Regions from separate parts of the Homo sapiens genome. Here all the other regions are linked to region 1. The links are chromatin loops, found by intact Hi-C in ENCODE. Cell type or tissue: A673. All regions are shown on one strand. Region 1 overlaps LOC105378066 (a long non-coding RNA gene). Region 2 has its middle 82 kb from the start of OPRM1. Region 3 holds the start of RGS17 (regulator of G protein signaling 17). Region 4 has its middle 100 kb from the start of RGS17.

The links. Peaks named below come from ENCODE experiments on the same cell type or tissue, not always from the same donor. Only the 100,000 strongest peaks of a DNase experiment are listed, where the experiment ranks them.
Region 2: a loop joins it to region 1, with 3 times the contacts of the local background. A loop is called at or near these places in 3 of 110 quality-filtered maps.
Region 3: a loop joins it to region 1, with 4 times the contacts of the local background. A loop is called at or near these places in 2 of 110 quality-filtered maps.
Region 4: a loop joins it to region 1, with 10 times the contacts of the local background. A loop is called at or near these places in 13 of 110 quality-filtered maps.

The regions. Positions count from the first base shown.
Region 1 is chr6:153,308,294-153,316,293 of GRCh38, reverse strand. All of the region lies in intron 5 of LOC105378066 (a long non-coding RNA gene), which reads left to right. Among named protein-coding and RNA genes, the nearest start is that of RGS17, 180 kb to the right of the region's middle. In A673, a CTCF peak has its summit at 3,437 (motif pointing right); DNase peaks (open chromatin) are centred at 3,463 and 6,443; H3K27ac peaks cover 3,562 bases.
Region 2 is chr6:153,952,938-153,960,937 of GRCh38, reverse strand. No RefSeq gene overlaps it. Among named protein-coding and RNA genes, the nearest start is that of OPRM1, 82 kb to the left of the region's middle. In A673, no CTCF peak of the experiment used is centred here; no DNase peak of the experiment used is centred here.
Region 3 is chr6:153,128,112-153,136,111 of GRCh38, reverse strand. It overlaps RGS17 (regulator of G protein signaling 17), which reads left to right and starts at 4,830. Exons shown (of 5, transcript NM_012419.5): 1 at 4,830-4,988. RefSeq lists a silencer at 4,899-4,948. In A673, no CTCF peak of the experiment used is centred here; a DNase peak (open chromatin) is centred at 4,831; H3K4me3 peaks cover 2,348 bases; H3K27me3 peaks cover 2,693 bases.
Region 4 is chr6:153,226,851-153,234,850 of GRCh38, reverse strand. No RefSeq gene overlaps it. Among named protein-coding and RNA genes, the nearest start is that of RGS17, 100 kb to the right of the region's middle. In A673, a CTCF peak has its summit at 3,621 (motif pointing left); a DNase peak (open chromatin) is centred at 3,590.

The DNA of each region.
Region 1 (8,000 bases):
CGAATCCATTTTCTAACATTTTATACTTATGACTGAACTTTCTCCTTAGACCATCCCTAATACAAGGACATTTTTGTCTTATTTTACTAAGATAGGTTAGATAGCTTACTGAAAGCTATCTAACTTATCTTACTAAGGCAGGTTAGATAGCTCACACACATGGGTAGGAATAAGATTCTATGTTTTCCAGTTTTAGGATCACTGAGGCTTACTTGTGTGGTTTCATGTTTGTGTATTTGTTTGTTATTTATGTTTAAAAATCATATGAATTCATAAAACATTAACTACTGCTAAGGTCCACACTGCTGCAAAATTTTGAGGGTGAATACAATTAAATAATCCTGTTGGGCATTTTAGGCATTGGTGTGAGTGATTTCTACATACTAACTCATTTGGCCTTCACAAGAAAGTTATGAAGTATGGATTATTGTGATTGAGATTTTATTGATGGAAAAACTTCAGTACAGAATAATTTGATCCAGATCACCTAGTCAGTAGTTGTAAAAGCCCACACCCAAATCTAGGAAATTTCTTCCAGAACCTCTGTTTTTAACGTCTATACTCCACTGGCTCTTATATTGAATACATTCTCTTTATTCAATCTAGAGAATCATTTTTTGAGATGATCGGCTCAGTATTATAAATACCATCAGGTCATTTTAAATAGACTGCTTCACAAAAATACTATTTCACCAAACCTCTGATTGTTCCCTTCAGTGACATTATATGACTCAGACTTTTGCAGCCTGTGTTATTTTTAGTCATCTTCTTGTCACTTGGGATTTAAGTATTAGGTTTGAATATTGATCTCCATTACCAGTCAAGAGGCATTCTATTGCAATCTTACATTGACTTAACAATAAAAACAAAATATAGAAGTCTACCTAGAAAATTATTATCTCAGCAATTTCATGGTTAAAAAATGGTCTCGTGTGTATTTAAGTATTATGGTTTACCTTACTTTTTTGTTTTGATGCTGCCTACCTTGGGTTTTTTGGGGTTTTTTTTTTTTTTTTTTTTTGACATGGAGTCTCACTCTGCCTCCCAGGCTGGAGTGCACTGGTGCCATCTCGGCTCACTGCAACCTCCACCTCCTGGGTTCAAGCGATTCTCCTGCCTCAGCCTCCCAAGTAGCTGGGATTACAGGCAAGTGCCAAAACGCCTGGCTAATTTTTTTGTATTTTTACTAGAGACAGGATTTCACCATGTTGGCCAGACTGGTCTCAAACTCCTGACCTCAGGTGATCCACCCAGCTCAGCCTCCCAAAGTGCTGGGATTACAGACATGAGCCACCACGCCTGACTCTGCCTACCTTTTAAAATAAGACTTATGACTGTAATGTGTCCAGTGGAACAGCTGACAGGTGACAAGATGAGGACCAGATTTAAAGAATCATTCAAATGTTAAAAAGAGACTTTAACCAAAAGGTTGGTTGGGGACACATCTAGTCATGGATAGATTTGCGAAACTGGCATCATAAAGTATTCATAGAGGCTCTAATTTGTTAATAAAATGAGTAGCATACTGTACCACATTGATTCTTGAAAGAGTGTTACAAGAGATATAAATAGCTGTAATAGTGGAAGAAAAGCTAACGATTACAAAGATTACTTATGTCCAGATTGATCTAGAGAAAGCAACCATCATAAATCCCTGATAATTGTAAAAATAAATGATAGATGAATATATGCAAATATTGAATGAAAAATGGAAAGTCGTTTTATGTTCCTTTTGTGTCTCAAACATGTCCTGGAGGTTTAGAGCCAGCCTATTTCATGAAAGATATCTTTAGTAAAACAGAGATATGCAGAAGGAAAACCAGGAGAGGATTCTTATCCAGGATGAGGAAGGATTTTTCTATTATCTTAAAACATCAAATGATTTTTTTTGGTTGACACGGTGTTATATCCCTACACCGTGAGTTCTTGGGCTCTTTTATTTGTGTGATGGCAGCACCTAGCATTGTGGGCAGATGCCCAACATGTGATAGGAATTAAATAACACTTGTCCAATAAACAAATTCATATCACTAGTTTTAAAATTAGATTTGTTTGCCTATGAAAGGTATATAATAAGAATATATGTTTTACAAATTATTGGCTGGGAAAAACATTACTTTAATGTATTTTTTCTCCTTCCATATTGCTTTTCTACTAGAGAAATATTTATTACCTCATGAGACACATCTTTTCAAATAGCATCTGAATTTATTTCCACAAACCCATTTACAAGTAAGATCTAGTAAGATAGAAACATATCTGATTGCATATTTCCAAATTTCCAAGTATATTCATCTCATTAACATGGTTCTTGAACAACACAATACAAAAACATCTGTTTGTCATTTAATGTCACTATAGCATGGTTTTGGCACCAGCAAGAAGTAATTTTTCCAGGCATTAATGGAGAACTAAATTTATAATATTCTGGCTTTTGTGAGAGAGCACAGCTTTTCAGAACTATAATAATTTTTATTTAAAAACTAAAAATAATGCTATTATAAGCTGTCAGAAATTCAAGGTATGCAATTTAGTTGGCTTTTTGTTCGTTTTATTTTGTTTTGTAATTAACCAGCCATGTCTGTGTTTGAGATAGTCTTTTAAAACAACACTGAAATAGGAGAAAGAGCACTGGCTAGGAGTCAGGAAATGTGAACGTTTCCTTAGGTAACTGTCATCAGTAAAATGAAAACTGAAATTGAATTAGAACACCTCTCGTATCCATTTATAAAGAAGTTAAGTTTTTAATATACATACTTATTTGAGAACACATGGACACAGGGAGGGGAACAATACACACTGGGGTCTGTCAGTGGTGGGGAGGGGAGGGAGCACATCAGGACAAATAGTTAATGCATGTGGGGCTTAAAACTTAGATGATGGGTTGATGGGTGCAGCAAACCACCATGGCACACGTATACCAATGTAACAAACCTGCATGTTCTGCACCTGTATCACAGAACTTAAAGTAAAATAAAAATTATAAATAAATAAATACTAAGAAATATAAATATAATTTAGATAATACATAATATAGCACCTAACAGAAAACAGCCGGCTGAGTGTAGAAAATAAGGAACAAAATATACATGTGGAAGAAGGATAACTGATTTAAGAGTTCTAGATCCAGCACCATCCCATGCTTATAATATCACCTTTGAGAAGTCATATGTGACATCTGGACCCCACTCTTCTCATCTATAAAATGATTGAATAGTTTGGTCCAGCTGATCTCAAAAGTCCCTTTTAGCTCTCAAAATTATACATTCATTATGATTCATATCAGGACACTGTGTCTCTTCTCTCAGATTGAACCTCTTTTCTGACTTGAGGAAGGTTAAATCTTTGAGTAGTTTTGTAATTAGACATGATTTCAGAAACAGAATTGTCAGTCCAATTACACAACTCTTGAAGCACGTTCTCTGGTTGGATCACATTTTGAGCCAGGACTGGCACTCCAGCAGATGGCACTGTGCCATCACCATGGGACCAGCCGGCCCTTAAGTACAAGCACTCATCGCTTACTCAGAAGTCTTAATCATTTGCAGTAATCAGCAGTGCCATGCTCTTTTTCTTTATTATTATAAGCTGAATTTAATACTTGCTAATTTGAATAATTATGTGCTGTTTAATTCTCCACTCTGCTGTCAGGTGGATAAAAGTTGAAAGAGGAGTTTGCTAGTTCTAAACCTTCAGTAAATAACAGGGCAGAGGTAATAAAGTTGTCTTTTCCCCAGAGGAAAGACAATTGAATTCTACCTTCCCTGAAGGCTGCTGGACCAGATATTGAGACCACGCACTCTGTGAAGGCAAGAACCATGCTGGATTCATGTTTGCGTCTCTATGCCCTAGCTTATTCAGAGGTGCTTAATAAAGCTGTGGAATGGGTTAAAACAGAATATAGGATTACTAACATAGGTTGCAGATAGATGTGGAGATGACAATGTGTAGCAATTTTCTTCCAGTACTTCAAATTTTAAAGGAAAGTAGGAGGTACAGTGATCAGCTGAGAGGAGAGATAGAGGAAGAGACGTTAGAAGTTCAGAAGGCAGAGAAAAAAATGTGAAATATCTTTTGGGAGAGTGGGAGAATGCATGAAGTATACTACAGTAATACAGTATGATTCCTGAGCATATGGTATGATGACTGGTCAGTTTTAAAAACAGGTTGAAGTTTTTGGTTCTGATTTAAAACGAGAATAATAAAGCTGTGAATTTAACTCCAGCTACATTCATAGGGGCAGGCATGGTATAGGCAGAAAGTCTGACATAGTCATTTTTGAGATTTTACCCGACAAGAACCAGGGAGAAGAATGGGATTGAGAGAGTCAAGGGTGACTGCAGTGATTGACCATGGAATTTCAGATGAATAAAGAAAAAAAAATAGAATGTTAGGGAATAAAAATGAGGGAGGACCTAAGAATTGGAGGTCCTGGTAGGGTTGAAAGACTGTTAAAGTGTCAGATGAAGTCAGGTGAAATGTTAGTGGAGGCAGTCAGCAAGAAATGTATAAAACTGAAATTATGGAGGGGTTGCAGTTATTGACAATGAAAAATCCTAGAATACGACCACCAGAGTTATGACTGAGGGAGGGCGAAGGGTAACATTACTGAAGCAGAGGAGTCTTAGAAAGAAAAAGGCCAATGTGTTAGAAATATTATCCATGTGTATCTTAAAATCAACAGGAAGAAAATCAGAAGTAATGTCAGAAAGAGTGACAGGGAATAAAAATGTGGATCATCAAGGAATCAGTGAGAATGAGACAAGGACCCTCTTAGATGATAATCATGTTGAGGATACAATCTAATGAGATGATATTCAAAGACAGAGGATTTTAGGGAGGAGGGAAGGAGAATGGTTTGAAAACAGCAAGGAGGAATAATAAGGACATTTCCTCAACACATGCCCTTGGGTAGAATATAAAAGTTACCACTTAAGAGGGCTGCAAAGAAGGTGGAGTAGTCAGAACACTCAGAATTCTGTTAGAGCAAGAAGGTGAAATAATTACAGAGGAAGAGCATATTGTAATCAGAGAAGAGCATACATAACATTTGATAATGATGAGCCATAATATCTAGATGAAATCGTGAAAAAGCTTTCAGAATTTTTGAAAGAATGGAGAAAAGGAGTAGAACAGAGGATAGTTGACCTTTGTGAAAATTAGTGTAAAAGATGAGAGATGATTAACATTAAAAGGAAGAAAAGGTGTAATAATATTTATAAGTCACTGTGGATTCAAGGAAGATGATAGTGGTGAAGCTTTGGATGTTGGGGTAAAGGAAAGAACAGGTGTCTGGATTCCTTTGTTGACACTCGTTCATGGAAATAATGAGATCTACAGAAGCTGTTTAGTCCCACTCTATGATACCTTGTTGACCCCTGCTGATGAGAGTATAAGATCCCCACTTTTACTTGTGGGTTGCTGGAAGGGTGAGCTGAAACATCAGTGCACAGTTTCTGTATTGAAGGCTAATGATGGAGTTTAAACTCCTCAGGAGGTCATTTGTTACTCTCGGCATGGTAGGGGCCTACTCTTCAATGGTGGTGGGTATAGAAGGCTCTGATGAAGGTTCTGATAGGTATAGAAGGTTCTGAATTTTTCTGAGAAAAATTCTGTTTTCTTTTCCTGGAACTTCTATTGTTTGGATGTTGGACTCTCCTGCAATGATCCTCTAATTGTCTTGTCTTTTTTTCTGCAGTTTTTATATATTTGCCTGTTCTTTCTAAAAAATTTCACCAACTTGATTTTTTTCTACATTCATAGGAATAAGGGGGAGGGGCGACACTTATGAGATCTTTCTTTGTCTGTTTTCCAGGAAAAAGCATCTAGTGGTTGTTTTGTGGGTGCCTAGATTTTTTCTTCTCTTGGAAGATATTATCACTTCTTTGATGCTTTCTTTTCCATGAATTACCTTTTTTTCCTTAAGAGTTACTTTCTTTATTCATTAGGCACTACAAAGCCAGTTAAAAATCTCTGTGTACTGGAGCAAGAGGTGGTCAACTAGTGGGCTTAACCAAAGGAAACTGGGCAAGAACCAAATGTTACACTTGGCTTCTTCCAAAAAGCAATGTCTGTAGGTATTTTCTTTGAGCCACTAAACTTTTACAAAGAATTTTCAACATTCTTAGAAAGTGAAACAGTGGAAGGGGGTATAAAGTACATAAACTTCTATCTAATTTCTGTTTCTAATAAGATACCTTAGTTCCTACCCTTCCTTCTGTCATTATTCCCTCTAGTTCTAGTTATGCATTGAATAAATGTCACAGGGGTAGTTTTATTAAGCACAGATGAAGAAGAATTTCTTCTAAAGGGTCTAAGGGCTTCTTATGGAGACACACAATTAACCTCCCAGTGTTCACCCCAGCTCTTGCCTCCACATCCTGAGGCTTATAGAGCTTCTAATTCCTTAGCCTTTAATGGGTTCTGCTCTGTAAATTAGCTCGTTTCTAAATGGTATTTTCTTCTGCTGCCCTGGATTTCAGCTTTCTCAGCTCTGCTAAGCCTCTGACTGCTAATACATCTGTTTCTCAGCCTCTAAAAATTTACTGATGTTTCTCATTTACTGTTGCTTCCTTTCCTGAGCTCTTTGCCTGGTGGCTCATTTCTTTCTGTTCCCCCCGTGCTGGTATTTCAGCAGGATATTTGGATGAGGCAGAGATCTACACATGTATTTTATTTCCCCTGCTATCCATCATTCCTTTCTGCCAGTGGAATGGAAAGACCCCTGCTAAGCCTCCTGTTGGAGCAAGTGTGACCTGGAGTTAATGTTCACATAGCCAACAATGATTTTGTTGTCACTGCTGTAAAAACCACACATAAAACTAGGAAGACAATTTTGGTTTTGCCATTTTCTCAAAGGAAAGAGATTTATACACCTGTCCCCTTTAATCCTATTTGATAAATGTCACTATCGACATGTTACAAATGTGCCAGCTAAACTTTGCGTAAGATAACTTAACGAGGTTGCTAAGTGGGGAAGCACACTTTGTCCCAGGTCTCTTTGAACGCAGAGACCATTCTGACACTGCATCGCACATCCCCCTTAAGGACCTCAAACTAACCTTAGTTACCTAGTTTGGAGAGGTTGTCTGGAATATGTTGTGATTTAATAAATTTGCATGAAAATATAATTGCTGTGATACATTAAAGTATTAGGTGGCATCGCACTAATGATTTCAAAACTTTCCATGCACTTTTAATATAAAAACTCATAGCTCGGTCATTTTTAGACTGTTTCCTTGTGTTGTTTGGGCATGTGGTGGTGGCAGCCAGGTGTGGAGGGGCAGAAGGAAGAAGCAAAGTGGAGTAGGAAGTGTGAGAATGTGCATGTAATCTACGCCTATGCAGCACATCCAGGCACGCCAGCTTCAACTCGCTTCATCATGAGAGACCAAAAATAAACATAATGAAATAGAGGACATTCTCGCGCCTCAAAAAATTGAACTATCTTAAAAGGTATGTATATATTAGAAATATTTACAAGTGAATTTCTTGGCAGAGGCAAGACAAATGTGATGCCATAATTCAGTAGATGAGAGTTAAGAATCCTTGCAGAACTGAGCATTGCACCCTCTAAAAATTGGATTTACTTGCTTGGATATTCCATCAGTGCCTCCCCATCAAATCTATGATATCCCAAATGGTGTGACAAAAATGATGCCTCTTTTTCTAATGAGTTTCTTATGTTTTTCTCCTCTGTTTCCCCGCTAATGTTCTTTTCTCATCAGCAAGGGCAAGACATTTGTTCTTTAAAATAAATTTGAATTGAAATTACAGAAGAAGAGTGGGTGGTAAATGCCTGGCAAGGTAAATAATTTGATGAGACACAAAAATAACGAAATGTCAGCCAACTTCACTGGAGCTTGAAGGTTTAACTCTATAGGAAGTTTCAGAGAAAGAAAAATTGGCGCCAATAAGTTAAAATTGCAAGATTAATCCTCATCAAAGCAAAAAGTGGGATGATTTACTGATGAAAACTTTCATATTGAAAGCCAGTTACA
Region 2 (8,000 bases), 640 kb before region 1:
GAACCATGGTGCAATGGTTGGTAACTACTTAAAGACAGTGCCAGCCCCCCACCCTCTCAGATTCAGTGAATTGAGGCAAATAGGCTTTTTGAACTTGAAGACCTTCCTTGGTGACCAAATGTGGGCTTGGGCTTTAGCTTTCTTTACTTTCCCTTAGCTTTGGAAAGCAGCACAGATAAACATCTGTTCTAATATAAACAATACACTTTTTATCTGAATGTAGCTTCAAGATACATCCTGGACTTTCCCTTCTCCCTTTCCTGGACCCATCAAACCAGGGAATGGAAATAGTTGTATTATTAAAGACCTTTTTAGCAACTCATGCTGCTTTACTGTTTCACATATCTCTTTTAATGGCTAGAATCATAAATTTAATGTTTAAAACACACTTTTACACCAAACCCATAGGAACAGACAAGAAAACAACTATTAAATATGTGCCCTTTTGCTCTCTTGCTCCTGCTCTCACTATGTTGTTACTGGAAACTGGTCGCAATCCAGACCCCAAGAGAGGATTCTTGGATCTCGTGCAAGAAAGAATTCAGGATGAGTCTATAAAGTGAAAGCAAGTTTAGTAAGAAAGTAAAGGAATAAAGAATGGCTACCGCACAGACAGAGCAGCCTCGAGGGCTGCTGGCTGCCCATTTTTATCATTCTTGATTATATGCTAAATAAGGGGTGGATTATGTATGCATCCCCTTTTTAGACCATATGGGGTAACTTCCTGACATTGCCATGGCATTTGTAAACTGTCATGGCACTGCTGGGAGCGTATCAGTGAGGATGACCAGAGGTCACTCCTGTTGCAATCTCGATTTTGGTAGGTTTTGGCTGCTGCTTTACTGCAAACTGTAGCATGATCTTTATGACCTGTATCTTGTGCCAACCTCCTATCGCATCCTGTGACTTAGAATGTCTTTTCCTCCTGGGAATGAAGCCCAGTAGGTCTCAGCCTTATTTTACCCACCACCTCTTCAAGATGGAGTTGCTCTGGTTCAGACGCCTCTGACAATGTGATGTGCCTTTTTCCACTTGCCTTCTGCCATGCGTAAAAGCTCCCTGAGGCCTCTACAGAAGCCAAGCTTCTGCTTGTACAGTCCGCAGAACCATGAGCCAACTAAACCTCTTTTCTTTATAAAATACCCTGTCTCAGGTATTTCTTTATAGCACTGCAAGAACCGCCTAACACAGAAAATTGGTACTGAGGATTATGGCATTGCTATAAAAATACCTGAAAATGTGGAAGCAATTTTGGAATTGGGTAACAGGCAGAAGCTGGAAGAATTTGGAGGGCTCAGCATAAGACGGGAAGATGAGGGAAAGTTTGGAATTTCTCAGAGACTAGTTAAATGTGACCAAAATGCTGACAGTGATATGGACAGTGAACTCCAGGCTGATGAGGTCTCAGATGGAAATGGGGAACTTACTGGGAACTGGAGCAAAGGTCACCTGTGTTATGCCTTAGCAAAGAGCTTGGCTGTGTTGTAGTCATGCCCTAGGTATCTGTGAAAGTTTGAACTAATGAGTGATGATTTAGGTTATCTGGTGGGAGAAATTTCTAAGCAGCAAAGTTTTCAAGATGTGGCTTGGCTACTTCTAATTGCCTAGCTCAGGTGTGGGAGCAAAGAAATTACTTACAGTTGAAATTTATATTTAAACAGGAAGTGGAGTGTAAAATTTTGGAAAATGCTACTCATGTGGCAAAGAAAGAAAAAGCTTTTTCAAGAAAAATTCAAGTAGACTGCAAAGTAACCATTTGCTATAGAAATTAGCATAACTAAAAAGACCCAGGTGCTGATAGCCAAGACAATGGAAAAAAGCCTCAGAGGCCTTTCAGAGATCTGAGGCAGCCCCTCCTATCACAGACCCTGAGTCCTAGGAGGAAAAAATGGTTGCTGAGGTCAGGCCCCTGCTGCCCTGTGAAGCCTTGGGATACTGTTCCCCACCTCCCAGCGGCTCCAGTACCAGCCTTGATTCAAAGGTCCCCAGGTATAGCTTGAGCTGCTGCTTCAGAGGGTGCAAGCTATAAGTCAGGGCAGCTTCCATGTGGTGTTAAGCCTGCAGGCACACAGAGTGCAAAAGTGAAAGAGGCTTGGCAGCTTCTGCCTAGATTTCAGAGGATGTATGAGAAAGCCCAGGTGTCCAGGCAGAGGTCTGCTGCAGGGGCAAGCCCACTCAGAGAACCTCTACTTGGGCAGTGTGGAGGGGAAATGTGGGTTGGAGCCCCCACGCAGAGGCACATGGAGTCAAAGATTATTTTAGAGCATTTAATTACTGCCCTGCTAGGTTTCAAACTTGCATAGAGCCTGAAGCCCCTTCTTGTTGGCCAATTTCCCCCTTTTGGAATGGGAATGTTTACCCAATCCTTGTAACCCCATGTATCTCGGGAATAAATAACTTGTTTTGATTTTGCAGGCTCACAGGTGGAAGGAACTCATCTCTAGATGAGACTTTGGTATGGGACTTGGGACTTTTGAGATAATGATGGAATGAGTTAAGACTTTTGGGGAGTGTTGGGAAGGCATGATTGTATTTTGCAATATGAGAAGGACATGCAATTTGTGGTGGGGGGGAGGGCAGAATGATATGGTTTGAATATATGTCGCTGCCAAATCTCATGTTGAAATATGATCCCCCATCAGCCTGTTCACTCTGATGATAGTTTCTTTTGCTGTGCAGAAGTTCTTTAGTTTAATTAGATCCCATTTGTTAATTTTGGCTTTTGTTGCCATTGCTTTTGGTGTTTTAGTCATGAAGTCTTTGCCCATGCCTATGTCCTAAATGGTATCGCCTAGGTTTTCTTCTAAGGACATGAAATTTGAGGGGGGAGCGGGGCTGGGCGGAGAGGGTAGAATGATATGGTTTGAATATATGTCGCTGCCAAATCTCATGTTGAATTATAATCCCCCATGTTGGAGGTGGGAGGTGTTTGGGTCATGGGGGAGGATTCCTCATGGCTTCAAGCTATCCTTATGATAGCGAGTGAGTTCTCACAAGATCTGGTTGTTGTAAAGTGTGGCACCCCTGCCCCTCCTTCTCTCTCATTCCTTCTTTCACTGCTCCTGCTCCTGCTTCACCTTCTGCCATGAGTAAAACCTCACTGAGGCCTCCCCACAAGCTGAACAGATGCTGGTGTTACCAGTTGAGGGTGTCCAGGTTCTTGGCATTTTGAACAAATAATTGGATAAAACACACAAATAAAGCACGGGAAGAATGAAGCAATAAAAGCAGAGGTTTATTGAAAATGAAAGCACACTCCACAGGGTGGGAGTGGGCCCCAGCAAGCAGGTCAAGGGCGCTGGTTACAGAATTTTCTGGAGTTTCAGTTCCCTCTAGAGGTTTCCCATGGGTTACTTGGTGTATGCTCTATGTAAATAAAGAGGATGAAGTCAAGTTACAAAGTCATTTACTCAGTATGTACCCTATGTAAATGGAGAGGATGTTACTGGGTGTGTGTCGCCTATGTAAATGAAGAGGATGAAGTGAAGTTACAAAGCCATTCACATTCGTGTTATTGCTGAAGTGTTTCCATTTAATTTAGTTCTAGGAAGTCCTCAGGTTCCCAGTCTCCAGGCCCTATTCTCCTACCTCAGGGGCACCATGCTTGTACAGCCTGCAGAAACATGAGCCAATTAAACCTCTTTTCTTTATAAATTAAAAACAAACAAAAAGAGTCTTTTATAGAGAGCAACTCAGAAAATTGTGGTAAAAAGATAACATTCATTTTGTATTCAAATGCCAAATACCAAATGTCAAATGCTTCCATCGGTTAGAAATGTCTTTTTTAAATCCAGAAAAAAAAAATTTTCTTCTTCATTAAGTGATTAGGAAGCATATATTCTTGTCTGCACTGTCAAGATTGCAAGACTATGACTCAGAACATTTAAATGTCTAGTTATCATTGCATAGAGAATCGTTTGCATGATTCAGAGAGCCATAGTCTGTGACTGCTGATTTTCACATTAATGGACACTAGTGTCAGAATCATCTCTTAGTTGTGATTCACAGTTCTTGTTTTGTAATATCTAAGCACTTATTAGCTCAAGATACATTATAAGAGTCCCCAAAAAGCTGAAAAAATTAATCCAATTTTATTTTAATCTAATTACATCCCATCCATATGGGTAACAAAACCAAAAACCTGGGAGTTGTCCTAGACTTTCTGTATTTCTGATCTCTTATATCCAATCACTAAGTCCTGTCAATTTTCGTTTTTTTTTTTTAAATTATCAGATGGATAGATTGCAAAAATTTTCTCCCATTCTGTAGGTTGCCTGTTCACTCTGATGATAGTTTCTTCTGCTGTGCAGAAGTTCTTTAGTTTACTTAGATCACATTTGTCAATTTTGGCTTTTGTTGCCATTGCTTTTGGTGTTGTAGTCATGAAGTCTTTGCCCATGCCTATGTCCTAAATGGTATTATTTAGGTTTTCTTCTAGGGTTTTAATGGTTTTAGGTCTTATGTTTAAGTCTTTAATCCATCTTGAGTTAATTTTTGTATAAGGTGTAAGGAAGGGGTCCAGTTTCAGTTTTCTGCATATGGCTAGCCAGTTTTCCCAACACCACTTATTAAATAGAGAATCCTTTCCTCGTTGCTTGTTTTTCTCAGGTTTGTCAAAGATCAGATTGTTGCCAATGTGTGGTGTTATTTTTGAGGCCTCTGTTCTGTCCCATTGGTCTATATATCTGTTTTGGTACCAGTACCATGCTCTTTTGGTTACTGTAGTCTTGTAGTATAGTTTGAAGTCAGGTGGCATGATGCCTCCAGCTTTGTTATTTTTGCTTAGGATTGTCTTGGTTGTGCAGGCTCTTTTTTGGTTCCGTATGAAATTTAAAGTAATTTTTTCTAATTCTGTGAAGAAAGTCAATGGTAGCTTGATGGGGATAACATTGAATCTATAAATTACTTTGTGCAGTATGGCCATTTTGATGATATTGATTCTTCCTATCCATGAGCATGGAATGTTTTTCCATTTGTTTGTTTCCTTTCTTATTTCCTTGAGCAGTGGTTTGTAGTTCTCCTTGAAGAGGTCCTACACATCCCTTTTAAGTTGTATTTCTAGGTATTTTATTCTCTTTGTAGCAATTGTGAATGGGAGTTCACTCATGATTTGGCTCTCTGTCTATTACTGGTGTCTATTACTGGTGTAATTTTTGCACATTGATTTTGAATCCTGAGACTTTGCTGAAGTTGCTTACCAGCTTAAGAAGATTTTGGGCTGAGGCGATGTGGTTTTCTAAATATACAATCATGTCATCTGCAAACAGAGACAATTTGACTTCCTCTCTTCCTATTTGAATACCTTTTATTTTTTCTTTTGCCAGAATGCCGTGGCCAGAACTTCCAATACTATGTTGAACAGGAGTGGTGAGAGAGGGCATCTTTGTATTGTGCTGGTTTTCAAAGGGAATGCTTCCAGCTTTTGCCCATTCAGTATGATATTGGCTGTGGGTTTGTCATAAATAGCTCTTTTTATCTTGAGATATGTTCCATCAATACCTAGTTTATTGAGAGTTTTTAGCATGAAGGGGTGTTGAATTTTATCAAAGGCCTTTTCTGCGTCTATTGAGATCATCATGTGGTTTTGGTCATTGGTTCTTTTTATGTGATAGTTTATGTTTATTGATTTGTGTATGATGAGCCAGCCTTGCATCCTAGGGATGAAGCTGACTTGATTGCGGTGGATAAGCTGCAATCGGATTCTGTTTGCTGCTGGATTCGGTTTGCCAGTATTTTATTGAGGATTTTCACATTGATGCTCATCAGGGATATTGGCCTGAAATTTTCTTTTTCTGTTGTGTCTCTGCCAGGTTTTTGTGTCAGGATGATGCTGGCTTCATGAAATGAGTTAGGGAGGAGTCCCTCTTTTTCTATTGTTTGGAATAATTTCAGGAGGAATTGTGCCAGGTCCTCTTCATACCTCCGGTAGAATTTGGCGGTGAATCCATCTGGTCCTGGGCTTTTTTTGGTTGTTAGGCAACTAATTACTGCCTCAATTTCAGAGCTTGTTATTGGTCTACTCTTGGGCTAATACCAGAATCTACAAGGAACTTAAACAAATTTACATGAAAAATGCAAACAACCCCATCAAAAAGTGGGTGAAGGATATAAACAGACACTTCTCAGAAGAAGACATTTATGCAGGCAACAAACATATGAAAAAAAGCTCATAATCACTGGTTATTAGAGAAATGCAAAACAAAACCACTGAGATACCATCTTATGCCAGTTAGAATGGCGATCATTACAAAGTCAGGAAACAACAGATGCTGGAGAGGATGTGGAGAAACAGGAATGCTTTTACACTATTGGTGGGAGTGTAAATTAGTTCAACCATTGTGGAAGACAGTGTGGTGATTCCTCAAGGATCTAGAACAGAAATACTATTTGACCCAGCAATCTCATTACTTGGTATATACCCAAAGGATTATAAATCATTCGTTATCAAGGTACATGCATACGTATGTTTATCGCAGCACTGTTCAAAATAGCAAAGACTTGGAACCCACCCAAATGCCCATCAATGATAGACTCGATGAAGAAAATGTGGCACATATACACCATGGAATACTATACAGCCATAAAAAAGGATGAGTTCATGTCCTTTGCAGGTACATGGATGAAGCTGGAAACCATCATGCTCAGCAAACTAACACAGGAACAGAAAATGAAACACTGCATGTTCTCACTCATAAGTGGGAGTTGAACAATGAGAACACATGGAAACAGGGAGGGGAATATCACACACTGGGGCCTGTCAGAGGGTGGGGTACTTGTGGAGGGATAGCATTAGGATAAATACCTAACATAGATGACGGGTTGATGGATGCAGCAAACCACGATGGCACATGTATAACTATGTAGCAAACCTGCACGTTCTGCACATGTATCCCAGAACTGAAAAGTATAATAAAAAAAATTCTCATGAATTACTATAACAGGCTTCTAACTGTTTTCTCTGCTGCTGTCTGTCCTCACTTCAATCAGTTTTCCTCACAGCTGCTACCTGAGCTTTCTGAATTCAACTCCATTGGTGTTAACTCTCCTGCTTAAAACTTGTTAATGTCTCCCCGCTTCCCTTACAGTAAAGTACACCACATTTTATAGGATACAAAATTCTCCAAGACCTGATCTCTACTTAACATTCCAGCCTTATATTCCCTTTGATTTTTAAACTCCAAGCAACAGCCACCAGAAACTACGTTTCATGAACTGTGCCTACTTAAACATATACACCTTTACTCTGCACTAAGAAGCTTTTCTTTAACTTCTAATTTAAGTTCCATTTGTTCTTCAAGATCCCCAAGCATATTGTTCTGTCATTTTTTTAAATGTAGAATTCCAAACATATGTAAAAGTAGACCAAAGAGTACATTGAAATCCCACGTAACCATTACACATCTTCAACTATTAATCTATGGTCAGTATTTTTCAAGTATATCTCATCCTTCCCATATTGCTTTGAAGCAGTTTTATTATATCTTCTGTAAATGCTGTAGTTTACACCTCTTAAAGAGAACTCTTTTTTAAACCCAAGCACAGTAACATTATCTAAAAATAATCACCAACGATTCTTCAATGCTATAAAATATCCAGTGACTGTTCCAATTTTCAACTGTCTCACATATGTTGTTACTTTATTTTTAATTTTTAAAATTTTTAATTTTTATTTATTTATTTATTTTTGAGACAGAGTCTCCCTCTGTTGCCAGGCTGGAGTGCAGTGGCACAATCTCGGTTCACTGCAACCTCCATGTCCTGGGATCAAGCGATTCTCCTGCCTCACTCTCCCGAGTAGCTGGAACTACAGGCGTGTGCCACCATGCCCAGCTAGTTTTTGTATTTTTAGAGAGACAGGGTTTCACCATGTTGGCCAGGGTGGTCTTGATCTCTTTACCTCATGATCTGCCTGCCACAGCCTCCCAAAGTGCTGGGATTACAGCCATGAGACACTGTGCCCCGCCTTTAATGTTTTATTTTTTGCTGCTTTAGTCTAGATT
Region 3 (8,000 bases), 180 kb after region 1:
GTTACATTTGGCTTAAGCAATTAAATGAATAGCAGAATAGCCAAGTTGTCATATAAAAATTGCCCAAATAGCCATTATAAGAATTTATGGAAGGGTCCCTTTTTTATTGAATATGCTTGTTTTAAAAGTGGGTTCTGGGAACCTTACCCTATCATCTAGTTTAAAGGAGCACCCCTGCATGCAGCCATGTGTGGTGAGCTAGGCAGAGGAAACAGTGTAGTCTATCATGGCACCATCTGTGATAGGTTGGGCAGAGGAAACAACGTGGTCTATCTGTTCACTTCTGAAAAGCAACAGATTCTGAAAGGCGGCAATTAGGATCCAAGAAGAAGCATCAGCAAACAATAAAGAACACTTTTTCTAAGTTTGTTATTTTTTCAATCCATCCTTCATTCACTAAGCATATACTATGTGTCAAATCTTGTTCTGGGCACTAGAGATAAAACACTGAAAAGTGAAAGCAAAGCTCTTGAGATTCTTTACTTTAGCAGGGGCTGAGGAGAATGAATAAGCAAACAAATGAATCCAAGCTGATTCAGATAGTGAAGTGTTTTAAAGACAATGAAATAAGGGGATCCAACAGAAAAGAACTCGCTGGGGCAGATTAGATTGGGTGGTCAGATGAAGCCTTCTGAAAAGTGATATTTCCGGAGGCACTTATGTGATATTAAGGAGTCTGCTATGCAAAGATCTGGTGCACAGGATTCCCAACAGAAAGAACAGCAAATATTACAAGTTAGATTTCTTCAAGAAACCCAAATAAGCAGGTCTACATGGCTAAAACACACTAGCTATGATCTACAGAAGCGTGGTATAAGATAACTAGTTAGGGACAATACTATATAGAACCTTCCAGGCTGTCTTAAGAATTACAAATTGTGTTTGAAGTGCAATGAAAAAAAAAACTCATTTGAGCGTGTTAAGAAAGGGTATGACACAACCTGATTGTTTTTATTTATTTTTTATTTTTATATTTTTTGAGACAGAGTCTCACTCAGTCGCCCAGGCTGGAGTGCCGTGGCGCCATCTCGGCTCACTGCAAACTCCGCCTCCCGGGTTCACGCCATGTTCCTGCCTCAACCTCCCGAGTAGCTGCGACTATAGGCGCCCGCCACCATGCCCGCCTAATTTTTTGTATGAGTAGAGACAGGGTTTCACTGTATTAGCCAGGATGGTCTCGATCTCCTGACCTCGTGATCCACCTGCCTTGGCCTCCCAAAGTACTGGGATTACAGGCGTGAGCCACCGCGCCCGGCCTCTGATTGTTTTTAAAAGATCCTTCAGCTCTTAGTGTGTCCGGAATTGGTGGGTTCTTGGTCTCACTGACTTCAAGAATGAAGCCACGGACCCTCACGGTGAGTGTTACAGCTCTTAAGGTAGCGCGTCTGGAGTTTGTTCCTTCTGATGTTCGGATGTGTTCGGAGTTTCTTCCTTCTGGGGGGTTCGTGGTCTTGCTGGCTCAGGAGTGAAGCTGCAGACCTTCGCGGTGAGTGTTACAGCTCTTAAGTCAGCGCGTCTGGAGTTGTTCGTTCCTCCGGGTGGGCTCGTGGTCTCGCTGGTTTCAGGAGTGAAGCTGCAGACCTTCGCGGTGAGTGTTACAGCTCATAAAATCAGCGTGGACCCAAAGAGTGAGCAAGTAGCAAGATTTATTGCAAAGAGCAAAAGAACAAAGCTTCCACAGTGTGGAAGCAGACCGGAGTGGATTACCACTGCTGGCTCCAGCAGCCTGCTTTTCTCCTCTTATCTGGCCCCACCCTCATCCTGCTGATTGGTAGAGCCGAGTGGTCTGTTTTGACAGGGCGCTGATTGGTGCGTTTACAATCCCTTAGCTAGACACAAAGGTTCTCCAAGGCCCCACCAGAGTAGCTAGATACAGAGTGTCAATTGGTGCATTCACAAACCCTGAGCTAGACACAGGGTGCTGATTGGTGTGTTTACAAACCTTGAGCTAGATACAGAGCGCCGATTGGTGTATTACAATCCCTGAGCTAGACATAAAGGTTCTCCACGTCCCCAGCAGACTCAGGAGCCCAGCTGGCTTCACCCAGTGGATCCCGTACTGGGGCTGCAGGTGGAGCTGCCTGCCAGTCCCGCGCCCTGCGCCTACACTCCTCAACCCCTGGGTGGTCGATGGGACTGGGTGCCGTGGAGCAGGGGGTGGCGCTCGTCGGGGAGGCTCCGGCCGCAGGGGAGCCCATGGAGGGGGTGGGAGGCTCAGGCATGGCAGGCTGCAGATCCCGAGCCCTGCCCCGCGGGAAGGCAGCTAAGGCCCGGTGAGAAATCGAGCGCAGCGCCGGTGGGCTGGCACTGCTGGGTGACCCAGTACACCCTCCGCAGCCGCTGGCCCGGGTGCTAAACCCCTCATTGCCCGGGGTCGGCAGGGCCTGCCGGCTGCTCCGAGTGCGGGGCCCGCCAAGCCCACGCCCACCCGGAACTCCAGCTGGCCCGCAAGCGCCGCGCGCAGCCCCGGTTCCCGCTCGCGCCTCCCCCTCCACACCTCCTTGCAAGCTGAGGGAGCCGGCTCTGGCCTTGGCCAGCCCAGAAAGGGGCTCCCACAGTGCAGCGGTGGGCTGAAGGGCTCCTCAAGTGCCGCCAAAGCGGGAGTCCAGGCAGAGGAGGCGCCCAGAGCGAGCGAGGGCTGTGAGGACTGCCGGCACGCTGTCACCTCTCATTAGGAGGGTGTTGTTCGGGGTTGTGGAGGATAGAAATGAGCAGACAGAATAGGGGCTTTTGTGGTTGCCCAGGTGAGAGATGACAATAGCTTGGACTAAGGTTATGGCAGTAGAGAGGGAGCAAAGTAGATACCTTGGAAATATATTTTGGAGGTGAAGAAAACATGACTAATTAATTGAGTGCGGGGATGAAAGAAAGCAACAAAACGAGGATGACTTCTAAATTTTTGGAATGAACAACAGAGTAGAACAATTTGAGGAGGAACAGGTTTGGAGGGGGTGGATATCCGGAGTTCCGCTTCTGAGATGCCTGTTAACCATGATAATAATAGTATCTACCTTGTAGGGTTGTTGTGAACAACGAATACGAAATATGAGGAGAATTTAGATCTGTACCTAGCATGTAGTAATTGTTCAATAAATACCAGCTACGACAATTATTCCTCAAGTGGAGATGTAAAGGTAGTGAAGGACATAAGAGTTCTGTGTGAGGCCAGGACAGGACTGAAGACATAAATCTGAAAGTTATATAGGATTCAACGCTGCTCAAATCATTTTTGGTGAAGAACTTTTATCTTTATCCACCGCGAATCAATACTGCAGTGGACTAGCCGTGTTTGTCTCTCCAAAATTCGTATGTTCGCATTCTAACCCTCAAGATGATGATATAAAGAGGTGGAACCCTTGGAAGGTGGTTAGGTCATGAGGGTGGAGCCCTCATGAATGGGACTAGTGTCCTTATAAAAGAGACCCCAGAGAGCTCCCTTGCTCACTTCCACCACGTGAAGACACAGCAAGGAGTCAGCAGTTCATGAGCTCGGAATTGGGCCCTCACCAAATAAGGTATCTGCCTACATCTTGATCTTGGACTTCCCAGTCTCCAGAACTGTAAGAAATCAGTTTCTGTTGTTTATAAGCCATCCAGTCTATGGTATTTTGTTATAGCAGCCTGGAAGACAAAGACAAATACTTCTGTGAAATCCAACAAAAATGAAGACACTTTGAAGAGCACTAGTACTCAAAGCCATGGGAGGCCCTGGAGGAGGCCCTGAGACATATTTAACCCAAGTACCCGTGAGTCTATGAGGATGGAGGCACAGGAGAGTTCAGTAGGCTGAAATAACACAACGCTTGCTTACATGAACACACAAGGAAGGGGAACTCACACAGATTTACAAGTAATCTGTTTTAATTAGGTGTAAGAAAAAAAAGCCCATTCACTCCTGCAGGAACTCCCTCCTCTTCCCACAGATGTGGTATCTGAAGAGCAAGACACTGCTTCTCCACTTCCTCCGCACAAACACTTTAGTCTAATCATTGGAGATGCAATCTAGCGCTCGGGTTGCATTAAGTATCCCAAGCTCCTTCCCTACCAAGCTGGGCTCCACTTGGGCACAGAACGATTATCAGACCTGGTAACTACCAAGCTGTCCCCTAAGGATGCTCTAGGCCCCAAGCATCAGCACCTCCGTTAATAATTCTCCACTCTTGCCTTGTCATCGGCTTTTCTCACTCAAAACTCTGCTCCAGCGAGTGGTCCGGGCGCCTGAGGCAGCTGGCATGGGCTAGGCCAGAGAGCACCTGCACTGATTCTTAGGAGAAAAGGTCCTCTTTCTGGGCGAGGAAGTCAATAAAGTAAAGGACGCTTCATAAAGTCCTTCGGGAAGCAAAACTTGCTTAACTTCACACTTCCTTGAACCCCCACGCAGGGAATGCTTCCTCCGGGACCCGGAGCAGGCAGGCTGCTGTGCCTGGCAGGCCGGCTCCTGGGTGCAAGGCTCCCGCGCAGCCCAGGACAGCAGCGCGCGGGCTACGGGCGAGTGGAGTTGCAGGGGCCCGGGCGGAGAGCCGCTGTCACCCAGGGAAGCTCTCGGGACTCCGGGCCTCCCGCGAAGCTCCGGACGGGCGTCACCGAAGCCGAGAGTCCCGGCCGAGCCCCTCCGCACGGTGGGCGCCGCGCCCAGGCGAGCGCGCGAGGTCGGGCGGGGCCGGGGGCCGCCCGGGGAGGGGGCGGGGCCGGGACTCTCGCGGCCGCGCGCAGGGGCTGGGAAGCTGCCCCTCCGGCCGCGCCGGGCGAGGGGCTGCGCCGGCCCGCGAGGCGCATGCGCGCTGCCGAGCGGCTCTCGCTCCCTCCCCGCCCACCGCTCCCTCCTCCCCCTCCCCCTCCTCTGCATCCTCGCCGCTCTCCCTCTCTCCTCGCCCGCTGGGTGCTGAAGTTGGGCGGATGGCAGCAAACCGGCTCCGCTAGAGGACCGAGCCGCCCAGCCCCGCTCCCCCGGACCCATCGGCGCGCTGCCCACACCTCCAGGCGACCGGGTAAGACGCTGCCTCCAAAACAAGCGGTGCTAAGTAAATGACATCAAAATGTCTGCTTTGCACCAATGGATGGATTTTTTTCAAGGTAGGGGGGAGGTGAAGGAAGGAGGGGGCGGAGAGCGCGACCGCCCATGCCCCGGCGGGGGCGGCTGCGCGGCGCTGGGGTCTCAGCTGTGGCCGCGGCGCCCTGAGCGGGAGCGGGGGCCGCGCCGCGGGTCCGGGAAGTTGAATCCCGCGTCGCTGCCTGGACGCGGTCCGCTCGCCGCCCTCAGCTGCTGCAGGGAACCGGGCGAGTGTCCTGCCCGCCGGGGAACGCTCGGCCAGGTCCCAGAGTTCCCGCGGAGAGCGGGGCGCCTGCTGGGGGCGGCCGGGAGGGCCGGGCCAGGGGCGCGGGAGACCCCGCGGGGACGCGAGGTGTTGCGGGTTTTGTGCGGTTGGTTGGGAACGAGGAGAATGTGCCATCAACAGTGTCCAATCGACTGATCACCTTGGGTGCTGTGTTTCCTCCCTTATCTCTCTTTACCTTTGGGAAAATGCACTGCTCAGGTGGGGAAGGTGTTCGAAGAAGAGGTTGCGAAAATGAATCCTTTGACCAGCAGTAAAATACCGGAGGGGTGTGTGTGTGTGTGTGTGTGTGTGTATGTGTATGTATGTATAGGGGGTGGGGGGTCTCTTTTGTTCCTTCCCCTCCCCTTAGTCAAAGGAAAGGGAGTCCTGGCGTGTGCGGCGCGGGGTGGATTCCACAGCCACCGAGGGGGCGAGGACGAGGAACGCCCACCAACCGCGAGTCGCTGCCCGGGTGGGCGCATCGGAGCCTCCTTTGCTGTAGGTGATGGTGGTCTTTCCGTGATCGATGGAATCATAGTTTAATCTCTGCCTCCCCGCCAGCCTCCCTGCTGTCCCTCATCGAGTGCTGCGGCAGAGGCTGGGTGCAGACACGGCCGCTTTCTCCTCTTCTCTCTGCCTCCCTGTCTCCCTGAATAAATGCCGGAGGACTAGGGGATGGCGGAGGGACAGAGCTGGACTCGGAAGCCGCGGGTGGGAGCTGCTCCTCGCGAGCCCGAGGCTGCTGGCACCTTGTCGCGGGCAGCCCGCGCCAGCCTCGGGAGTCCCTGGGCTCCGGGAGAGCGAGCCGGGGTCGCCTGGCCACAAAGATGCCCGCGCGCCCGCCCTGCGTACGGGACCCGCCCTGCGCCCTGAGCCCTGCGCCTCGCCCGGAGCCCGGGACGTCGGTTCACGTGGGAGAACCCCTGTCGCCCGGGGACGATTGACCCTGGCTCCTGGCATAACTCTCCTGACCTCCCCTGACCTTTCCATAAATGCTTCTTTCAAAAGATTCACTATAAGATTTGTCTGGAGAACTTCACACTCTTCAGAGTTATTTCTTTCTTTTCTTAAATTGTTTTACGGCGAGATTCTCTCCAGCGTGGGATGGCTTTCACAAATAATAAAGAGAAATCTTAGTTTGGTTCCCATCTAGAATAAGCAGTTCTGAGGCTGGGTGCCATCTGCATTTCCGGCGTTCATACATACTGGTTTTCCGGGTGATGAACCCTTCTGAAAATCATTTAATTGAAGACGTGAGAATTGATTTTTATTAGTGTAGTGGAAAATAATGCTTTCCTCCTCGATTCACAACTGCCAGACGCTGCGTGTACGAAATAATTTGCAAACCGTGAAACATTTAAAGTACATTGTACTTGTTTCCGAAGTCTTCTGTAGTGAGAGTATTATCCAAGAAATATGCATTATAGCACTCCTATCTAATGGAAGGGTGATTTAATACAAATGAATGAGAAGTTTGACCTCCTCCAGTTGTTACTGTTGTTAAGCCATTTCTTCTGTTAACATGAACTAAAACAGTAATTAGCACACTCATGGGAGACTGGATTTATTCACTAGTTTTTATAGTCTTTTGAAACCCGCACTTAGAGCCACCATAGGAGAGTAGTTTATTTAGTTTGAGGTAACAAGAAAAGAAGTGTTCGTTATTACAAAAAGATTGAGTGGTATTACTTATTAAATAAGATAAATCTCCATGGCAATGACACGTGATCTCAGAGCCAGGGGCACTCATCCTTCCTCCTGAAATTAGTCTGAACGATTAAGAAAACCGTCGAATTTACAGAACAAATAACATAAGGTGTCTGTTATGCTGATTGATTTCGACCCTTTTTGCTATAGTTCCGCAACTACTCCTTGGCGTTTAGTCCCCACGGAAGGGAATTAACAAGGAGAGTTAATTTACTATCCTGTTCATTCTAAGGCAAACAGCATTTCCTTCTCAAATAGGTATCTCTTTGGTTGTAGGGCTCTTCCTCTGAGGTACTTATTTATTTGAATTCATCATGTTTAAGGTCTAAGTTCCTTATTCCTGTGACCATTTTATACTTTTGCATAATAATAAATAATAATAATAATAAACCTTCCTTAACATTTCCTACCACGAGGGCCACGGTCTTTGAAGAAAAGGAGAAATATATATTCTTACCCGTTTGATCTTACTGTAACAGCCAAGTAAAAGTGAAAATTTTAAATCTGAATTGATCAAAATTCTGGTTGACTTGCAGAGTAAAGTCTAAGAAAGATTTTACCTTTTAATCTAAAGCCGTAGAGATAATGGCCTTTGTGTCAGAAGTCCGTTTGCTAAAATACATGGGCTTTCCTGGAAAAGGAAGGTAGGCATGGATGATGAGGTACGATGCCAAGAGGGCTGGGAGTCCATTCAACCACATTTCTGCTGAGAATCCTGTTTCTGATACTCTCCAACTCTGCTTACTTAACACTGAGAATACTGCACTACCAAAGAGGGCAAATCGAAGGACCGCTATATACCCAGAGGTTGAGAATAATGCTATGTGATGTTAAAAGCATTTTATTTCACCTGATTGGTATAGTTAGAGTGTAAGTGTGAATGCATTGTGGAGGCGTAAAATTATATGACATTTCCAAGGGAGTGTCAAGGGTCCTCAGACAAATATATTTTTATGGAAAACCTTAAAATAATCCTTT
Region 4 (8,000 bases), 81 kb after region 1:
TTGGAGATGTGATGATAATTTTAGCTTTATTTATCGTCAACTTTTCATCAATATATGTATTTGTTTCAGACTTATCAGAGTTACAAAATCGGATGCTAGACTGAGCAATTCCAAACTACCCAGGAGGTGGAAGGTCCAGTTTCTTTCTCCTTTTCTTTCTTTCTTCCTTTATTCCTTCCTTCCTTCCTTCTTTCTTTCTTTCTTTCTTTTTTCTTTTTCTTTCTTCCTTTCTTCCTCTCTCTCTCCCTCTCTCTCTCTCTCTCTCCCTCCCTTCCTTCCTTTTCTTTTCCCTCCCTCCCTCCCTCCCTTCCTTCCTTCCTTTTCTTTCTTCCCTCCCTTCCTCCCTCCTTCCCTCCCTCCCTCCTTCCTTTCTTTCTTTCCCTCTCTCTCTCTCTCTTTCTTTTTTTTGAGACAGAGTTTTGCTCTCATTGCCCAGGCTGGAGTGCAATGGCACAATCTCAGCTCACCACAACCTCTGCCTCCCAGGTTCAAGTGATCCTCCTACCTCAGCCTCCCTAGTAGCTGGCACTACAGGCATGCACCACCATGCCCAGCTAATTTTTTGTATTTTTAGTAGAGACGGGGTTCCTTTATGTTGGTCAGGATGGTCTCAAACTCCTGACCTCAGGTGATCCACCCACCTCAGCCTCCCAAAGTGCTGGGATTACAGGCGTGAGCCACTGCGCCCAGCCAGGAGCTCCAGTTTCTTTGCATTTCATCACAAATGTTTGTTGTTTTTCAAATTTGTACTGTGTGTTACATTATCCATTTTTTCTCAAGAATCCTTTTCTATTTAGTTAACATCCATTCTGACAGTCCAGTTGGGATTCTCGAATCACTTATTCAAACCAAGAAAAGAATCCTAAAATGCAGATATTCATGTCTTCTAAAATCGGGTTTATTAGCCTTTTACCTAAGTGGTAACTGCCATTTCAATTTCTTTCTTCACAACACCACATGTGCAAGTTTTACTTTCTGTTACCATGATTTTCTCAGAACTCACTATCTTCTAGAAGTTTTACCAACCAAACAACTCTCAGACACTTGTAACTGACCCCTTTGTCTTAGTACCAAAATCTAAAGATGTAGGTATACAGTTTGTGTTCATGTATAAAGGTTCTGATAAAGGTATAAAATATCAAGATATTCTACATCATAAAACCATTATATTGAAGAGTAATATAGACAAATAAAATATGATAAATGCATATTTGGGTACACTTTAGTTGGTCCTGAAGTTTTCTCTTGGCTTAGGAGAGTAAAATATATTCTCCATAATGTGTAGCCTCATAAAACTATTAAGCCATCTTGATTCAAACAAAAATTGCAATTGTGCTAATTTAATTTGATTATTGAAGCATATTACTTTCACATTTCTCTTTATATTTACAAGAATACCTACAAGTTGATAAGTTTGAAGCCATCTTGAAGATCTTGATCTTTTCAAAGTCTTGTCATAAGAAATTGTGCCCCCCGCCAAAAAAAAACAAGTCAACTAACAAAAAACAAATTAAGAATGCTTTTTTTCCTTCCTATCAGTGATGGTATAACGTTTTATCGAATATTATTTCCTGAAAATAGGTAAATTGTTAAGTGGTTATACAACATTTTCATTTTCAGAAAAAACTGAGGAATAAATTTGAAAATCTCTCTTCACTATCAAATCGCAAAATCACAATTGTGTTGTTTTAATCTTTTTTTTTTTTTTCCGAGACAGAGTCTTTCTCTGTCACCCAGTCTGGAGTGCAGTTACACAATCTTGGCCTCACTGCAACCTCGGTCTCCCGGTTTCAAGCAATTCTCCTGCCTCAGCCTCTCGAGTAGCTGGAATTACAGGCGCCCACCACCACATCTGGCTGATTTTTGTGTTTTGAGTAGAGATGAGGTTTCACCATGTTGGCCAGGCTGGTCTCGAACTCCTGACCTCAGGTGATCCACCCACCTCGGCCTCCCAAAGTGCCGGGATTACAGGTGTGAGCCACCGCACCACGACTGTTTTAATCTTAACAAAAGTTAACTGCTGTGCTGTCATCACATATGTTCTCTACAAAATTTGCAGAAGCATGCATTGTACTGTATTGCATTGCATTGCATTGTATTGTATTGTATTGTATTGTATTGTATTGTATTGTATTGTATTGTATTGTCTAACAGTAATTTTTCCTATTAATTGTTTTCCTCATTTTTTTCTGTTATAAATTGTGGGAACAGGAGAGATTGTGAAATTTTAAGTGTTTTTTGTATAAATGATGATAGATGTGAATAAATTCATACACAATAAGTTTAGAAGTCATAGGTACCTATTACTTCACATCATTCCTTAGGTGTAGGTTTCTTTTGAGGTTCTCAGCTATTATATTTCTTAAAGAAGAAATAAATTCTTGTTTAAGAATAAATAACCTATTTTTAGTTTTAAAGTCATCAATTTATGGTTTTTTCATTTTCTCTTATTTTGTCTAATGAATAGAAAATATAATTGTAGTATATTTTGAAATTTGGTTTTTATTTTCTTCATTAAAAACCTTTTTTTCTGAGAATGTCCAATATAATATGGCCATTAAGAAGCAAATTCATTCCTAGGTGTTCACAACTAACAGTTAAACAAATCGGTATTCATAACGACAACTCCATTGCTGCTATCAAGTGATTTTCATTGTTATGAAACCATATGATCTCAGAATTTTAGAAAACCTCAGAGAACAGAGACCCCAGCTCTCCTGAGAGCCCCAGCATAGCCCATCAACATCAACAATTGGTAGTCACCAAGCTCTGTCAATGACAGGGCCTCATTGAATGGCAGAAGCAAAAAATCTATGATACTGCTGACTACTTCATAGATGTTTTAACATAATTTGAAACTGAAGTGCTCTGTTGTGTGTATACTGCCTTACTAGCAAATATATCTTAAAAAAAGAAAAATTTTATGGAATTATGCCCAGCTTTGCAACTGCTTTCCATCACATTTTCTATCTATAACACAGCCACTGCTGTGTTAGATCTCTCATTCTATATTCTAACTCAAGAAGCAGCAAGTATATCTGCTTTTCTTAAAAACTTTTGCATTGACTATAACATGCAATCTCAAAATTTACCATTTACTATTTCATCGTTTTGAAAGGCAATAGCATCAGGGAAAAAGAAGAAAACTAGTTCTTATATTTTTCTGGGTTTTCAAAAATCAAGTTTGCTTCTTCACTACACTCCCACCATGCACCCTTCTAGTTCTTTCTAAATTATCCCTGAGCCTTTGCCTGAGGGTCTTTACTTCCTGTAACTTCCCTAATTTTCCTTACTAGTGATTAATTTAGACGGATATAGCCAGTTATTTCTTTGCTCACACTCAGGCACCTAACCACTGATTTTTGCCAACAAGAACAAGAGACAAAGGGTAATGAAATGCATTCTTGAGCTCACCTGTGAAGAGTTCCCTCTCCTGTACAGAAGGAAAACAGAGTATATCCTGTATTTAAACATGAGCTAAAATAAACTGTAGTTACAGTTTGCCCTTCTCTGCCCATCCCTCAGTTTAGCAATATGTACAGAACACGCGTTGTGCGTAGAACGAAGTGTGAACATCACCTCGACTGGCAGGCAGGCAACTAACTGCAGTGTTTTAGCGCCGTCTGGTGTTGGCGCCTAGAAACGCAGCTGGCATAATTTATACCACATTTAGCATGTGACAGGTACTGATCTTTCTGCGATTTTCAAGGAATTCTCTGTTGTAATCACCAAACGCAACTGAATGTGAAAACATATATATTAATTGTTGAAAGAAAGCAAAGTCTCACAATAGCCTTTTACCCTCTGCATCATTTTATTTCTATTCAATGTCCCTATTATTTATCTGAGGAAAAGATTTTGAACAAAAACAGTATACAGCATACTCTTTCCAAAAATATACTAATTAAGGAAATATAGAGAGTACCCTCAATTTGTTTAAAATTTCTTTTACATTTCAGGGTGTTTAGGGGAATGTTAACCTTAAACAACAAAGAGATTAAAGTGATCAGATTTGCTTCATTCATTTTTTTAAAAAAATATTTTTCTATGGTGCAACTCTTATTTCACAGATAAGAAAATTACACTCAGAAAATTAGCTTTAAAATAAAAGTAGTTTGGTTTGTCTTTCACATGATTTTAAGTGTCTGCTGAGCATTTATATACCATGAAAAGGGATAAGAAGAAATAGCCAAAACTAAGTTAATGCTAGAAGAACGAAGCAGTCTGAACTTACATAAGAGCAAAGTAAACATCTCACAGAGCAGTGAGGGTCCATTTAGCAAATGAGTTTTTCCAGTGAACTAAGGAGTAGTCTTATAAACCTCTAAAAGTGAATCATTTGTCCACCCTTCTCATGTATCTTTGGACCATATCCATGTCAAAATTAAAGTTGTACACATGGAGGAAGATACAAATTACAAGCAAACCACTTTCTCCTGAAACATGTTAAAACATTTTATGCCCTCCATGATGTAAAAACTACCCAAGCCAACATGCTACAGAAGGAAAATAATTAAAGGCATTGTCAAGAATCTAATTGTTAATGAATTTGAGAAATATGATCAATTTTAATATCCCTAGTCATTATATCCTATTTCACAAGCTCGACAACTTTCATTACCATGTAAGATAGGCATAATAATGATAAAATACTGACTACTGTGCTAGAGAAGATCATTCTTAACTTTCTGTAATGAGCAGTTTGAATTTAAATTGAATTTTTTTTTAAATTCCAAGGTTAGAAAACTAACACTGCTTAAATTGAAAGGTAAAATGTCACATTTGTTTAGCTTTTAATCAAGTAAAGCGCAAAGAAATTATAACCAATTCTTTCTTTATTTAAAACAATGTAAGGCATGGTTACTTTTAAGACGTAACCATTTTCTTAAAGTAATGACACCTTATATTAAGTTCCAACTCCAGATGGTACTTGGATATGGGAATCCTTATACATAATCATGGCAGAAGGGGGCAAGGCCCTTGGAGCCATGTGCAAGATACTGTCCTATGTTCTGAGTGCCCTCTCGCCCTTGCAACACAATGGCATTTTCCTTTCTGCTTGCTGGTGCCTGCTGACACCCACTTCTGAAGTCAAGAGTTGGTGAATCTAGTGGTCTGTTCTTTTCAGTAAGCTCAGAGCATAGTGTCCCCTTCCTGACTCAGCCCACCATGATCTTGGCCATATTCTCAGTGTGGCTTCTGTCTAGGCCCTGAACCTTTGTTTCTGTCCTAAGGTCACACTGCCCCTTTCTGTAGAAGCCCAATAATAGGTCTGAAATTTCCAAACTCATCTTCTTTCCCTACCCCCCTGGGAATTTCTAAATGCCTTCTGGGCCACATGGGAGCTTAGACAGAACATGCATGGAGGAGCTCAACTTCTGCTCTTTTTCTGTCTGAATGCACTATCACCACTTCTCAATTACTATGGCTGCACTATTGCACACTGCGAAGTGATCTCCCCCCGCAAATCCCTAAATGTGAAACTAAGTATAGCCCTTTAATATCAGCTGTATGGATTTCCTTCACTCTTCTGTTTTTCCCATGAAAGATGTCTACATTCTCTTCCTGAGGGATAACAACTTCCCGTACATCAGAACCTTCTCCTACCTCAGAATCATTCACACACACACACACACACACACACACACACACAGACACCCCAGCCTATTCTTCACTAGCACTAAAAATAGTGGAAAGAGTGCAAGAGGAGGAATCAGACTACCAGGAAGAGAAAAACATCCAGAGTTAATTCAAAAATGTCTATTCAAATAAAAGTATTTCCTTGACACTCCTACTTATATGTGTTAGATAAGACTCTCCAGATAAAGGGAGTTATAATGAACACTTTCCCTTTTCCATTATCTGATTTCTTTTATTGTTTAATTTCTTGTAAATGTATTCAAAATCCCACCTACAGTTATATACATATGAGTGAAAATACAAGGCCATTACTTAGGCCCTTTTCAAACAAATACTCTCTAAACAGTTGGTTCAACCTCCATTTTTTGTTGGCATACTGAACCCAGCTAGAATATGTCTAGCATATTCTTTATGTCCAAAATAAAGGACTGATCATGTTTAGTGATAGAACATTGCATTTTTACTTATTTGGAATTCTGTTTTACTTCAAAGTCTTCTTCATTCATTACCAGATAACATTAGTCACTAGTATTTACTGGGCATCTAGATACTTTACTTGGATATACTAAAAGTGGCTTTTTTCACTACATCAATTTCATGAACTATGCCGTATCTCAGGAGGTATATTTAGATGGTAAAGTACAGTTCACTTCCATGTTACCATACTACCTCCTGCATTATTCCAGTTTAGAAGGAAACAGATGGTAAAAAGAAACTTCAAACTTCAAGAGGCTTCAGTTGGCTGGTCTTGTGGTCAAATACGAGGTCTAAGTTGCCCCTTATAGTATTCACCTCTACCTCCAACAAAAATCAACAAGACATACGTTAGGAGAAACAAGACATGGTGTCCTATTTTGTGCTCAAATCTATAGCCGATGTTGCAAGAAGCAGGATCATTTTACTTTTCATCAGTTACCTAAGGCCATAAGTGAAAGTCTGGCTTAACTGGCACTATATTTTTGTCAAGTTTAGTGTCATCTATAGATTGGCTCTCTGTGGTCCTTGGACCTGCAGCCTTTAATCGGGCTGTACCTGGGTAACTAGATTACTTTTTGTCTACTAGGTAGTTTCTCTGGCTCTAGTCCAATTCCCCTCCAATACATACTCAAACAACTTCCAGAGTGATTTCTCTAAAATAAAAATATGGTCATGACAGATCAAATTCCTTTAGCTTTCAAAATAGAGTTAAAAACTCTCATATTGGTTCATAAGGCTCTTCATTTCCAAGTCTTCATTTTCAGTTACACTTGAATTTGGTCATCGCTCTCATCCTTGCTATTCAAAGTCCCTGGAACAGCAGAATCTAGATCTCTGAACTAGAATCTACATTTTAACAAATCCTTAAGTCATTCTTAGGCACATTAAAGTTTGAAAAGCACTGGTATATAAAATATTAATATATTAACTATTTGCATGTGTTTCAGACCAATAAAAAACTCAAAGGAGTACTGTTTTAAAAGTGGTTCATTTACTGGCAGCAAAATACATATACATCTGTAAATTTTTCTTTGTCCATAAAATCTCAAAACATTAGCAAGACATTGATCATGAAAATGAACTTCACTAACCTGTCATATTTTAGAAAGGAATTTGAGATGTATATTCCCAGGGATCTTGCTTTTTCAAAGAACCACGTGGTAGGTGCCAGAAATGCACTCACGCCTGCAGTTTAAGAGGGGCAGTATCAAGGGCTCTCGTCCCCAGCATATTGCAAAACCCTACTAAACGCAAACTCCTACTGTTCTTAAACCAATCAGGGATTTGTGGGAAAGGCTCTGATGAGGATATGAACATTCCTCTAATATAAGCAAGACCATATTAATCTCAAACCTGAAAACAGAATCTACACCTGCAAAAATTATTTCACTTCTGCCTATTTCCAAAACATAATTGAGTAAAGCCCTATTTTTATTATTATCTTAATATTTTACTTGTATAGGTTTTTGGGATAATTTTTGACATTTATGTTGTTGAATTTAAAACAAATCTGTGTATTTAGGACTAATTTATTTTAGCTCATGGTACTTTTTTGGTTGAAAGATAGATAACGTTGGTTGAAAGATAGATGGAAAGTCCTGGCTGCGAGTTGTTCAGGTTCTTGGCTTGTTGAACGAAAAATTAAACAAAATGCACAAACAAAGCAACAAAGAGCGAAGCAAGGAAAGCACAGATTTATTGAAGCAAAAGTACACTCTACAGAGTGGGAATGGGCTACAGCAAGCAGTTCAAGGGCCCTGATTGCACTGTTCTTTGGGGTTTTTATTAGACTAAAATAATTTGGTAACACCCTTAGGTACCTTTTAGAGGCCTCCAATTGGTTACACCCTATGCAAATAAAGGCTTGGTCCATGACCGATCAG